Regions from separate parts of the Homo sapiens genome. Here region 1 is linked to region 2. A link is a loop called in an ENCODE intact Hi-C map of the cell type or tissue named here. Cell type or tissue: mammary epithelial cell. All regions are shown on one strand. Links, peaks and the distances in the headings refer to the core of each region. The heading gives the core; the rest is flanking DNA.

Region 1 (5,386 bases), core at 107-5,106, 250 kb after region 2:
AATCAGAAATAATGGAAGCCAGAAGACAATTAAAAGATTTGTTTAAAGTGCTAAAGGGGGAAAAAGTCAATCTTGAACTATATATACAGCCAAAATATACTCCAAAAATGAGGGTGAAATAGATATTGTCAATATATGAAAACTAAGAGAAGTTATTACCCCCAAACATCAATTATAAGAAATGTAGTTAGAGAAAATTCCTCAGGCTGAAAGAAAATGTCACATGGCAACTCAAATTTATAGAAGTAATGAAAAGTACCAAAAATGTAAATACATTGGTAGATATAAAAAGTTACCATTTTTTCGGTAGATATAAAAGGTTATCATTTTTTCCTTTTTTAATTATATTAAAGATAGTTGGCCCTTTAAGGTAAAAAAATTATATTTGGAATTTGCAATTTGCGTAGATGGAAAATATACAACAAAAATAGCACAAAGTACGGGGATATAAATACATTAGAGACTTAAGTTTCAGGTGTCTAACAATTAATTAAATGCCTTTTGATCATGGCTAGAGTTTGCCATTTGCTATGTTGGTAGCCACCCATAGGAAATGAGAAATGTAAGGCATGGTCCTTGACCTTGAGGAACTTACAAGGAGCTGAGAAAGCAATGTATAAAACACAGAAATACCCCAGCAATAATTGAAAGATAATGAGTGGAAAATCAAAACAGCAGACAAAATGGCTAGGATTTCCTAGGGTTCAAAATGCAAAGGAGTGATAAAATTCACTCCTAGTCCATCTGAAGACAATTTATGAATTAGGAGGGGGAAAAAACAGATTTCCTCTCATAGTTAATGTCTGGAAAAGTATGTAAAACTGGACTTCAGCCCCAGTAACACTCAGTTGGGCTCCTATGAGCAGTGAAACACAGTGGCTCTGATCTGAGTGGATGGAGATGTAATTGGAAAGATTTCTAGGATCCTGAGTTGTGCATTAAATAACTTCATAAACATAGACGGTTTTCACATCCAAAGGAAAGAATAACTTCTGCATTAATTTTCAGAAAGAGCTTCAAAGAATCTCAACCTTGGTACATTTTTGGAAGTTTCAGATCCAGCTCAACTAAACTTTGCTTTGTCTTTCTGTTTCAAACAATCTCATGGGAATGTTTTATATTTCTTCTTTAAATTTCATCTTTTTGGAAAAATTATGAAGGCAAGGGTTTGAGTAAAGGAGGAAATTTGAAAGTTTGCGATTCTTAGTTAGTATTGAATATTAAATAGCCCAAAGGCTATTACTAAGCAATAATTCTCTGGAAGAATATTTAAAGGAGTCCTTTTCTCCCTCTCTCATTGAACACACTCATTTATGCATGCACACATATTCCATCTGTGCTACTACAAATATTAATTTAAAACTTGGCAGATGATTATCTTAAAAGATGAAATAAGTCATCAACTGCCAAATTAAGAGTTAACAGCTCCTAGCATTTAAAATTGTGATTAGATTTTTACTGGGTATCGAAAGTTTACTTTAACTTTCAAACTAAAGGGAAATAATATAAATTGTGTCTTCAAGAAAATAAGCAAAATTTTAAAATAATTTTTCTAATTGTGCCCTCAAAATTCATGTTTATTAATTATAAAGCTATTCATTTATACTCTAGAAAACTTTGAAAATAGACACACACACACACACACACACACACACATTGAGAAAAATGGGAAAACCTAAACTTTCATCATCCTCTCAGAAAAAAGTCATGCTAACATTTTTGTTTCCCTTTTGGTCTATCTTTTCTGCATGCACACATACTTTCAGACAACATTAAAACGTTATTTTTAATAACTTTTAGATTATACTGCTTTAACAGTTTTGAATCTTTTCTTTCATTTAACCAATCATTAAAGATCTTTCAAACACATTATTTTAGGTATCTGCCATAATTATGTATCTCTAGTATGGCCTCCAATGATTATTGCCTCCTGGTAATCATGACCTTGTGCTATAGCCTCTTACAATGAATACAGCTAACCTAAGTAACCAATAAGATGCAAGAAATGGTAGCATGAAAGACACTACAGCTTCCACCTTGCTCTTTTTTGGACTATTCTCTATGGGAAAAGCCAGCTGCCATGTTCATGATCACATCCCTATAGAGAGGTCCACATAATGAGGAGTTGAGGCCTCCTGCCAAGAACCAGCACGAATTTGCCAAGTACTTGAGTTTTTCATCATGTAAGAGGATCCTCCCACCTCAGACAAGTTTACACATGACTGCAACCCTGACCAACACCTTGACTGTAACCTCATACAGACATGGAGACAGAACCTCCAAAGTGATCTGCTCCTGGGTTCCCGACTCATAGAAATTGAGTGCATTCGTAAATATTGATTGTTTTAAACATTTAAATTTTAGGATAACTTGTTGTATATGGACAACTAATAATTATTTTGGCACCAAAAGTGGGGTGCTACCATAACAAAACCCTAAAATGTGGGGTGGCTTTACAACAGAGAAAAGAAAACAGTTTGAGAAGTAAAAGAATAAAGTACATTGCACCAGATGAAACTAGGGACAGAGTGCACAGACAGCCTACAGATGGGAGAAAACTTTTGCAAACTATTTTCATTTGATCTGACGAATACATGGAAAATATGAGACACTATTGAAAAACTATTATAAATAATGAAAGAATTTAGTAAGGTGATAAAAGACCAAAGAACTATGTTTCTACCCTAGATGCATTCAAGGGGCTTTGAATAGAGGTCCGACCAAGTGTGTTTATAGGCAGTGGTAGGAGAAACAGAGCTGTTTCTTGATTGTATCCTACTTAATTCACTTATTCAGCGAACAAGTTACACAAATACACACAATAATTTTAGCTGTATAACACTTGAACACTACATGCGTAATCCTGAAATGTGGGCACATGCACTTATAAACCCTAATTATTGTGGGGGAGTTGTTGCTAATTTTGAAACTACAATTAGCAGGATGGAAATAATGGAGCATCTGGTGATTAAAGCAGCGTGTCAACCTGAACCACCTCATTCCTAACCTCAGTCCCTGTAGCTTCTCATATTCTTTCAGATCAGCTTCTCTGAGACTAATCAGCAAGTCTTTGCTGTTTAGCTTCCTGGGCCACTGCTGAGTCACCCTCCCACTCTTAGCAGGCTCTTACTTGTGTGAGTTTCTGCTAAGTTATCCAGTTCCTATCCCTAAGGGTATGTTCAAGCCCTGAAGCCTAACTAGTTTCTTCTTGAAGCAAAAATTTGCATGTTGTTAACTCTCAACTACTTATGGTTACAGGTCTCAGGAACAGGTGGATCTTGTTGCTGAACCACAAACTAGATTCTGCCTATGAAATTTACCTGCTCTACCACATCTATTAGCAAGTGATAGAGCTAATCAGGATGTGTTGCCTTTGCTTGCTCTATCGCACATTCCCTGACAAAGATATCAATGACAATGGAAAGGGATAACCTGGAGGAGGGAATAAGAAGACAGTAGGGTCCGACAAGTGAACAGCAATTCTTTGGACCCACAGGGACTGTCAGTAATCTCACCAGGCACTTTTAGGGTATATCTCCAGGCTCAGAGCCCTTGCAGTGATGTTTTATACACATTTGGCCTTCCTGCCATGTTTGACAAAAATCCCTAAGGCTAAAGTGCATTGAAACATAGGAATATATTGGTGTGTCCCTTTCTGCAGTCTTCCCAGACTTTGGAAAGATGAATATGACTGTCACTAAGTGGAGACTCTGCAATCCCCACGCAGAGTTGGCATGGGGGCACTGGTGATGAGCAAAAGGATAGGGATCTTCAAGTGACTTTTTAAGCACACAAAGAGAGTAGGTGGTTCTTCATAGGCAAAGGAGACAAATTGCCGGAAGCCAAAAGGTAGACAGTTGCAGTAATCTGTGTGCTTTCTCAGAAATGAAATACAGAGATCCTACCCTTCCATTTCGTCAAGTAAAAGTGAGGCTTGTGAGAATCTGTCATCCTTTGCTTGGAAACTCTATGCTGAAGCATGTGCCATGTTTACTCTCAGTAAACTGCATCCTAGGCCTATAGAGAAGAGAGCAACCAACTATTAAATGGTTAGAAAGAGAAAAAACATGAGAAAGTTATCTTCAGCATTCCCTCATTTATGAAGCTATTGAAATAGCACATCCTGGAATATGCAGACTAAATTTTCCATCCTGGTTTCATAACACTTTACAGTCTCTCCATTTATCTCATGAGATATTAAGGAACTCACAAAACTGATTTACAATTAATTTTATTTCAAATGAATATATAGCATATCACATTTGATGAATCAGAAAGAGGAAATTTGAAAGACAGTAAAAATAGTATGTTGTGAACTTAAAAAGAAGTTGAAAATCCTGTCTCTATAGATAGTTCTGGCAAAATAAATGCATATAGAGCAAAAGAGTGAGTACATCAGTGTCCTTTTGGAAAGTCGGTGACACTCAGAATGCTTTGGGGGCTTAACCTTGATTCATATGGAATTTGAAAAGCCCATGTCTCACCTCAGGATTCAGTTTGATTCAGCCTTTACTATGTCCCTCACACTGAGCTAGGCACTAGTGATTCAAAGAGAAATGGCACCCACCTGCCCAAGGAAGAGTCTAGAAGATGGCATTTTTGCTATCCTACCAGCAAAAAGAAACAAGGGACCAAGTCAGTTTAGCAAACACTATTGTGAGCTGACTGTAAGGCTCTATGCAAAGCCCTGATAAACCCCCAAATAATGCCAAGCAGCAAATGACTTTTTAAAGCCATATTACATATTGACTTTGTAATGCATAATGGGCATCTGGGCACAGAAGATTTACTTCCCTAATTATGTGTTACTTATGCTAATATTAAAATTAGCCTGTATTCCCTAATCACCTTCAGAGGAAGAAGTGGCTTTAGAAGCATGCTGGGCAACAGATTAAAAAGGATTGAAAATACCTAAGTGTGAAAAATTTTATAATAAAAGTTAACACCCATGAGCTTTTAAAGATAAAACATGGCTTCTCTTTCCACTCACTATTCTTTCTTCTTCATATCTTTTTTCTTCTTTTTTTGTGAAATTATATGTGACTCCTTAAAAGTATGAAAAACGTTTGCTGCAATCTTTATAAAACCGTGGATTATGGAAGGAGCCCCCACTAAGGGTTTAGATATTGTACTAAGTATGTTACGTAAATTATCTCTTTTAATCTTCCCTAGAGCTGTGTGAAAAAGAGATTGTTATCATAAGTTTAGAGATGAGGAAACTGAAGCTCAAAAAGTATTTACATAACCTATAAAAGATCAAACCAGAATTTAAATATTAGTCCATCAACTTTAAGACTTATGCCTTTCTACTATCCAATGCACTCTAACCTTTAATATCCCACTGTACCAGTAGCCAATAGAGAAATGGGCAAAGGAGAGAAATCCA
Region 2 (5,386 bases), core at 65-5,064:
GGTGGAAGTGTGTGATGGGCATCTGCTGAGATGCCCCCATGGAGCAGCCCTCCTCCATTCTGACCTTGTGGCTTGAACAGGGCTGAGCCTACAAGGCAAGTACATGACCCAGGACATCTAATGACCAGTGCCTCTCATGGCTCCGTGACCGACAGTGGCAAGGAGTCAGGAGGGGTGAGCTGAGCCTAGCCCACCAAAGTCCATGTCCATCAGATGCAAGACTAAGCTGAAATTACCAGAGAAGAGGGTTTTTCTTCCTGCTAGTGAAACAGAAACCTAGAGCAGCTGGTGGCTGTTTCTGCCACTGCTTGGGGGCAAGCTTGCCTGAAAAAGAAGCCAACAGAGAAAGGCAGAGCAAGAAATGAAGAGAAAAACTGCTGATACCTTCAGAGCAACTGGAAATGGCCAATGCCAAAAGCAATATCCCTAGATGTTTCTGTTACGTCAATCAGTAAATTCCTATTTTTGCCTGAGCCAGTTTGATTGGGGTTTCTGTCACTTAGAGCTGAAAATGTCCTAATTCAAAATGTAACTATCTAGCTGCAATATATATATTTTTTCATTTAACCACACTGCTTACTGTTCATGCTTTTGAACATAGGGATTATTTCTACACATAAGACTTTTTTTTTTTTGAGACAGGGTCTTGCTCTGTCACCCAGGCTGGAGTCCAGTGGTGTGATATCGGCTCATTACAACCTCTGCTTCCTGGGCTCAGGTGATCCTCCCACCTCAGCCTCTCAAGTAGCTGTGACTACTGGCGTGTGCCACCACACCTGGCTAATTTCTTTGTATTTTTTGTAGAGGCAGGGTTTCACCATGTTGCCTAGGCTGGTCTAGAACTCCTGGCCTCAAGCGATATGCCCACCTCAACCTCCCAAAGTGCTGGGATTACAGGCGTGAGCCAGCACACCCAACCCACATATTCTTAATAGGCTCAACATAAGTTATTTCAAAGGGCAGAAGGAAAATGTAATCCAACTGGAGATACACATAAATATTAAGATACAGTATTAATAATGTTAATAGCAAACATTTGTTAAATTTACCACAGACACATAGTAACATTGAACAAATGTTTGCTATTAATATTAATTCTGTATTGTGTCTTAATAGATGTGCATTAGGATATATTAATAATGTATTAATAATATACATCTCAATCTTCACAATGTTTCGCTATAAGTATTCAAATTATATCTATTTTAAAGAAGGGCAAACTGATTCAGAGAGGTTAAGAAACTTGCCCAACACCAGAGCAGGTGGTAGGTCAGAGACCCAGGACCAAGCAAGCATATTCTAACTAGAACATTCGCTCTTAAATCACTATGCTCTACTCCCTCCAGAATATCAGAAGTGTTACTGAAAATACATAAAGTTGGTTCTGCTGTACCACATAAAGAGGTTCAGCCACTACACGGTGCCCTGAGCCATCCCTCAACACAGTGATAGAAAGGACGGATCCCTGAGTATCCCTGAGAGGTGTTTTCCAACTGCAGGGTGCAAACCATTGGTGAGCCATGAAAATGATTTAATGAGTGAAGACCAGCAGTATTCCCCGACAGAATAGAAAATATCAGACTATGGTATATAAGGGCAAATATTGCCTTGTGAAACCTTTTTGCTTATACATATATACATACATATTTATATCCCAGTTCATGACATGAAATATACTTTCCTATAAATCATAAAGTTTTAAGGCCACAAATGTAGAGCAGAAAGTTGTGTGAAGGCTGGCTGTAAAATCCCCTAAACCTGGACTCACAGGGTTGAGGTGGGGAGAGAGAGAGAGAGAAGTGAAAACTAAATGGCCTCAGGAATTGAGGAAAATTAGAACTGACCCATACTGCAATGTATTTTCCTGAGGAAATCCTCTAAGCAAATCTATCTGATTCCCTAAGAGGGCTTTTTTCCTTAACTAAATATTAGAGACTAAGGATCCTTTCACAAAACCCCCAATATCTGATGTTTATGTGGTAATTCAAAACTGAAAAGGGTGAAGCAGCGATATGAAAGCAATCTGCTGGGTGAGCGCTAATGAGGTCCATGCAGCAGACAGCACCAGAGCCCAAGCTCGGAGCAGCTCCCCAGGCACACGGCTGATGTGGAAACTCACAGGACAGCTTGAGTTTGCTGGGGAAAAGTCAAATTGGCAAGCATAACAGTAGCCTTGCCTGGGCTAAAAGAAACACCTCGCTGGCTCCCCCTCGCTCTTCTCTTGTGTGGCAGCGTCAGGCGGCCCCAGGAGATGCTGAGGGGCTTAACATCCCACGCGGTGCTCCCACTGAGGCTCCTCGGCTCCTCTCCCCGCCCAGGAAGAGGACACTTCTTAAGCTTTTATTAAACTGTTGTCATAAATTGCTTATGAGAGCAAAGTAACAAACTATCACTTTCCCTTTCCTTCCAAGTGGCGAGAACTGGGCCTGTGCCTGCTCCAAAGCACTGAGCCAAAATCAGCCGGCAGAAAATTGCCAGCCATCATTAACTGTCGGACTGGCAGAGCAGAGGAAGTCCATTTTATTAGAGGCTCATCCATAATATATTTTGTTTGAACCCTGTACAGACTGAATTCATTAACATAGATTAACAATTCATCCTCGAGCTCAGATTCCTTTGTGCTTCTCCTAAGTGGCATCACTCTTTTAGCTCCTCCCACTCACAATAAATTATTTAATCGCAAAGTTCAGAACTATTTTCTGTCAGTGTTAAATATTTCCTATCAGTGGCTCTGAACCTTCTGTGGATTAAGGATCTCCTTTGAGCATCTAATGAAAGCTACACATCCTTACTCAGGAAAAATGCACAAAGAAGCCAGGTGTGGTGGCTCACGCCTGTAATCCCAGCACTTTGGGAAGCCGAGGTAGACGGATCACTTGAGTCCAGGGGTTTGAGACCAGCCTGGCCAACACGGTGAAACCCCGTCTCTACTAAAATATAAAAATTCGCTGGCGTGGTGGTGGGTGCCTGTAATCCCAGCTACTCAGGAGGCTGAGGCAGGAGAATCCCTTGAACCCTGGAGGTAGAGGCTGCAGTGAGCTGACAGCCGAGATCATGCCACTACACTCCAGCCTGGGCGACAGAGCGAGACTCTGTCTCAAAAAAAAAAAAAAAAGAAAAAGAAAAAGAAAAAAACACAAAAGCGTGCACACATACACAATTTTGCTAGGATTTTAGGGGTGCAGAGATGCCCAGAAACTCTCCCACGGTCTCTTAGAAAGCATATGAACCCCCAGTTAAGTTCCTCAGTTCTAGTATGTATCACCTTTCCTAGTGCCGAACACATTCATGGCAAAAAATTAGTTCACTTAGAGAGTTAAGTGTTTCTCTCAAACACCTACTGAAAAACAAAACCAGCAAACAAACAAAACAATGATATTAACATTTCCTACTTATCTTTATTGTACTTCAGAAATGAAAAATCAGTTAAGTGTTTAGGGTCCTGTTATTTGCTTAGTGCTAAGAGGAATATAAAAAAAGTAAAAGACAGTCCCTCATCATAACAAAATTAACGTGATGAAGCAATGATGGAGAAAAGAGATCCGTACACAGTTATATGCTAAATTACATGGTACCAGCTAATGGCACAGTGGCAATTTTTTTTTTAATTTTTAAAATTTAAAAATACATGTAGGGAGTTCAAGTGCAGATTTCTTACATGCATATATTGCCTAGTGGTAAAGTCTGGGCTTTTAATGTACCCATCACCTAAATAGTAAACTTTCTACCCAATCATAATTTTTCAACCCTCACCTCCCTCCCATCCTCCCACTATTTTTAGTCTTCAATGTCCATTATTTTATTCTGTCTGTCCATGTGTACCCATCATTTGGCCCCCGTTTACAAGTGAGAATGTGTGGCATTTGCCTTTCTGTTTCTGAGTTATTTTACTGATGATAAAGGCCTCCAGTTCCATCCATGTTGCTCCAAAAGACAAGATTTCATTCCTTTTTATCGCTGCATAGTATTCCAAGGTGTGTGTGTGTGTGTGTGTGTGTGTGTGTGTGTAACCCACATTTTCTGTATCCAATGATCCTCCACTGATGGACACTTAGGTTGATTTCATATCTTTGCTATTGTGAACAGCAGTGTGGTGAACATATGACTTGAGGTGTTTTTAAATATAATAATTCCTTTTCCTTTGGTTAGATACCGGAAATGGGATTGCTAGATCCAACGGTAGTTCTATTTTTAGTTGAGAAATCTCCATACCATTTTCCACTGAGGTTGTACTAACGTATATTCCCACCAACAGTGTATAAGCGTTCCCTTTTCTCCACATGCTCACCAACATCTGTTATTTTTAGTCTGTTGAATAACAACCATTCTGACTGGTGTGAGAAGGTATCTCATTGTGGTTGTTTTATTTTTGTTTGTTTGTTTGTTTTTGTTTTTTTTTGTTTTTTTTGAGGCAGAGTCTCACTCTGTCACCCAGGATGGAGTGCAGTGGTGTGATTTCGGCTCACTGCAACCTCTGCCTCTCGGGTTTAAGCAATTCTCCTGCCTCAGCCTCCTGAGTAACTGGGACTACAGGTGCCCTACGCCCAGCTAGTGTTTTTTGTATTTTTAGTAGAGACAGGGTTTCACCATATTGGCCAGACTGGTCTCAAACTCCTGACCTTGTGATCTGCCCACCTCAGTCTCCCAAAGTACTGGGGTTACAGGTATGAGCCACTGCACCTGGCCTCGTTGTGATTTTAATTTGCATTTCTCTGATGATTAGTGATGTTGAGCATTTTTTTCATGTTTGTTGGCCACTTGTATGTCTTCTTTTGAAAAATGTGTGTTCATGTTTTTTGCTCACTTTTTAATGGGGTTCTTTGGGGTTTTTTTCTTGTTAAGTTGTTTGAGTTTCTTGTAGATTCTGCATGTCAGCCCTTAGTTGGATGCATACTTTGGGAATTTTTTTTTCCTCATTCTGTAGGTTTACTCTCCTGATTTTTTTCTTTTGCTGTGCAGAATCTTTTTAATTTAATTTAATTAAGTGCCATTTCTCCATTTTTATTTTCATTGTGCTTGGTTTTAAGGACTTGGTCATAAATTCTTTGCCTGGGCCAATGTCCAGAAGAGTTTTTCCTAGGTTTCTTCTAGGATTTTTATAGTTTCAGGTCTTACGTTTAGGTCTTTAATCCATCCTGAGTTAATTTTTGTATATGATAAGAGGTATGGGTTCAGTTTCATTCTTCTACAACATACATCCAATTTTCCCAGCACCATTTATTGAATAGGGTGTCATTTCCCCAGTGTACATTTTTGTTGAATTTGTTGAAAATCAGTTGTAGATATGTGGCTTTATTTTTGGCTTCTCTATTCTATTCCACTGATCTATGTGTCTATTTTTATACCAGTACCATGTTGTTTTGGTTACTATAGCTTTGTAGTGTAA

What was found. A loop is a pair of places that touch in the nucleus more often than their neighbours do. Peaks named below come from ENCODE experiments on the same cell type or tissue, not always from the same donor. Only the 100,000 strongest peaks of a DNase experiment are listed, where the experiment ranks them.
Region 1: a loop joins it to region 2, with 2.4 times the contacts of the local background. A loop is called at or near these places in 1 of 110 quality-filtered maps.

The regions. Positions count from the first base shown.
Region 1 is chr4:98,791,671-98,797,056 of GRCh38, forward strand. The region is part of intron 2 of LOC105377343 (a long non-coding RNA gene); the gene reads right to left. Among named protein-coding and RNA genes, the nearest start is that of EIF4E, 130 kb to the right of the region's middle. In mammary epithelial cell, for the core only: no CTCF peak of the experiment used is centred there; DNase peaks (open chromatin) are centred at 2,191 and 3,121; H3K27ac peaks cover 1,877 bases.
Region 2 is chr4:98,544,913-98,550,298 of GRCh38, forward strand. All of the region lies in intron 1 of TSPAN5 (tetraspanin 5), which reads right to left. Among named protein-coding and RNA genes, the nearest start is that of TSPAN5, 110 kb to the right of the region's middle. In mammary epithelial cell, for the core only: a CTCF peak has its summit at 2,230; no DNase peak of the experiment used is centred there; H3K4me3 peaks cover 810 bases; H3K27ac peaks cover 825 bases.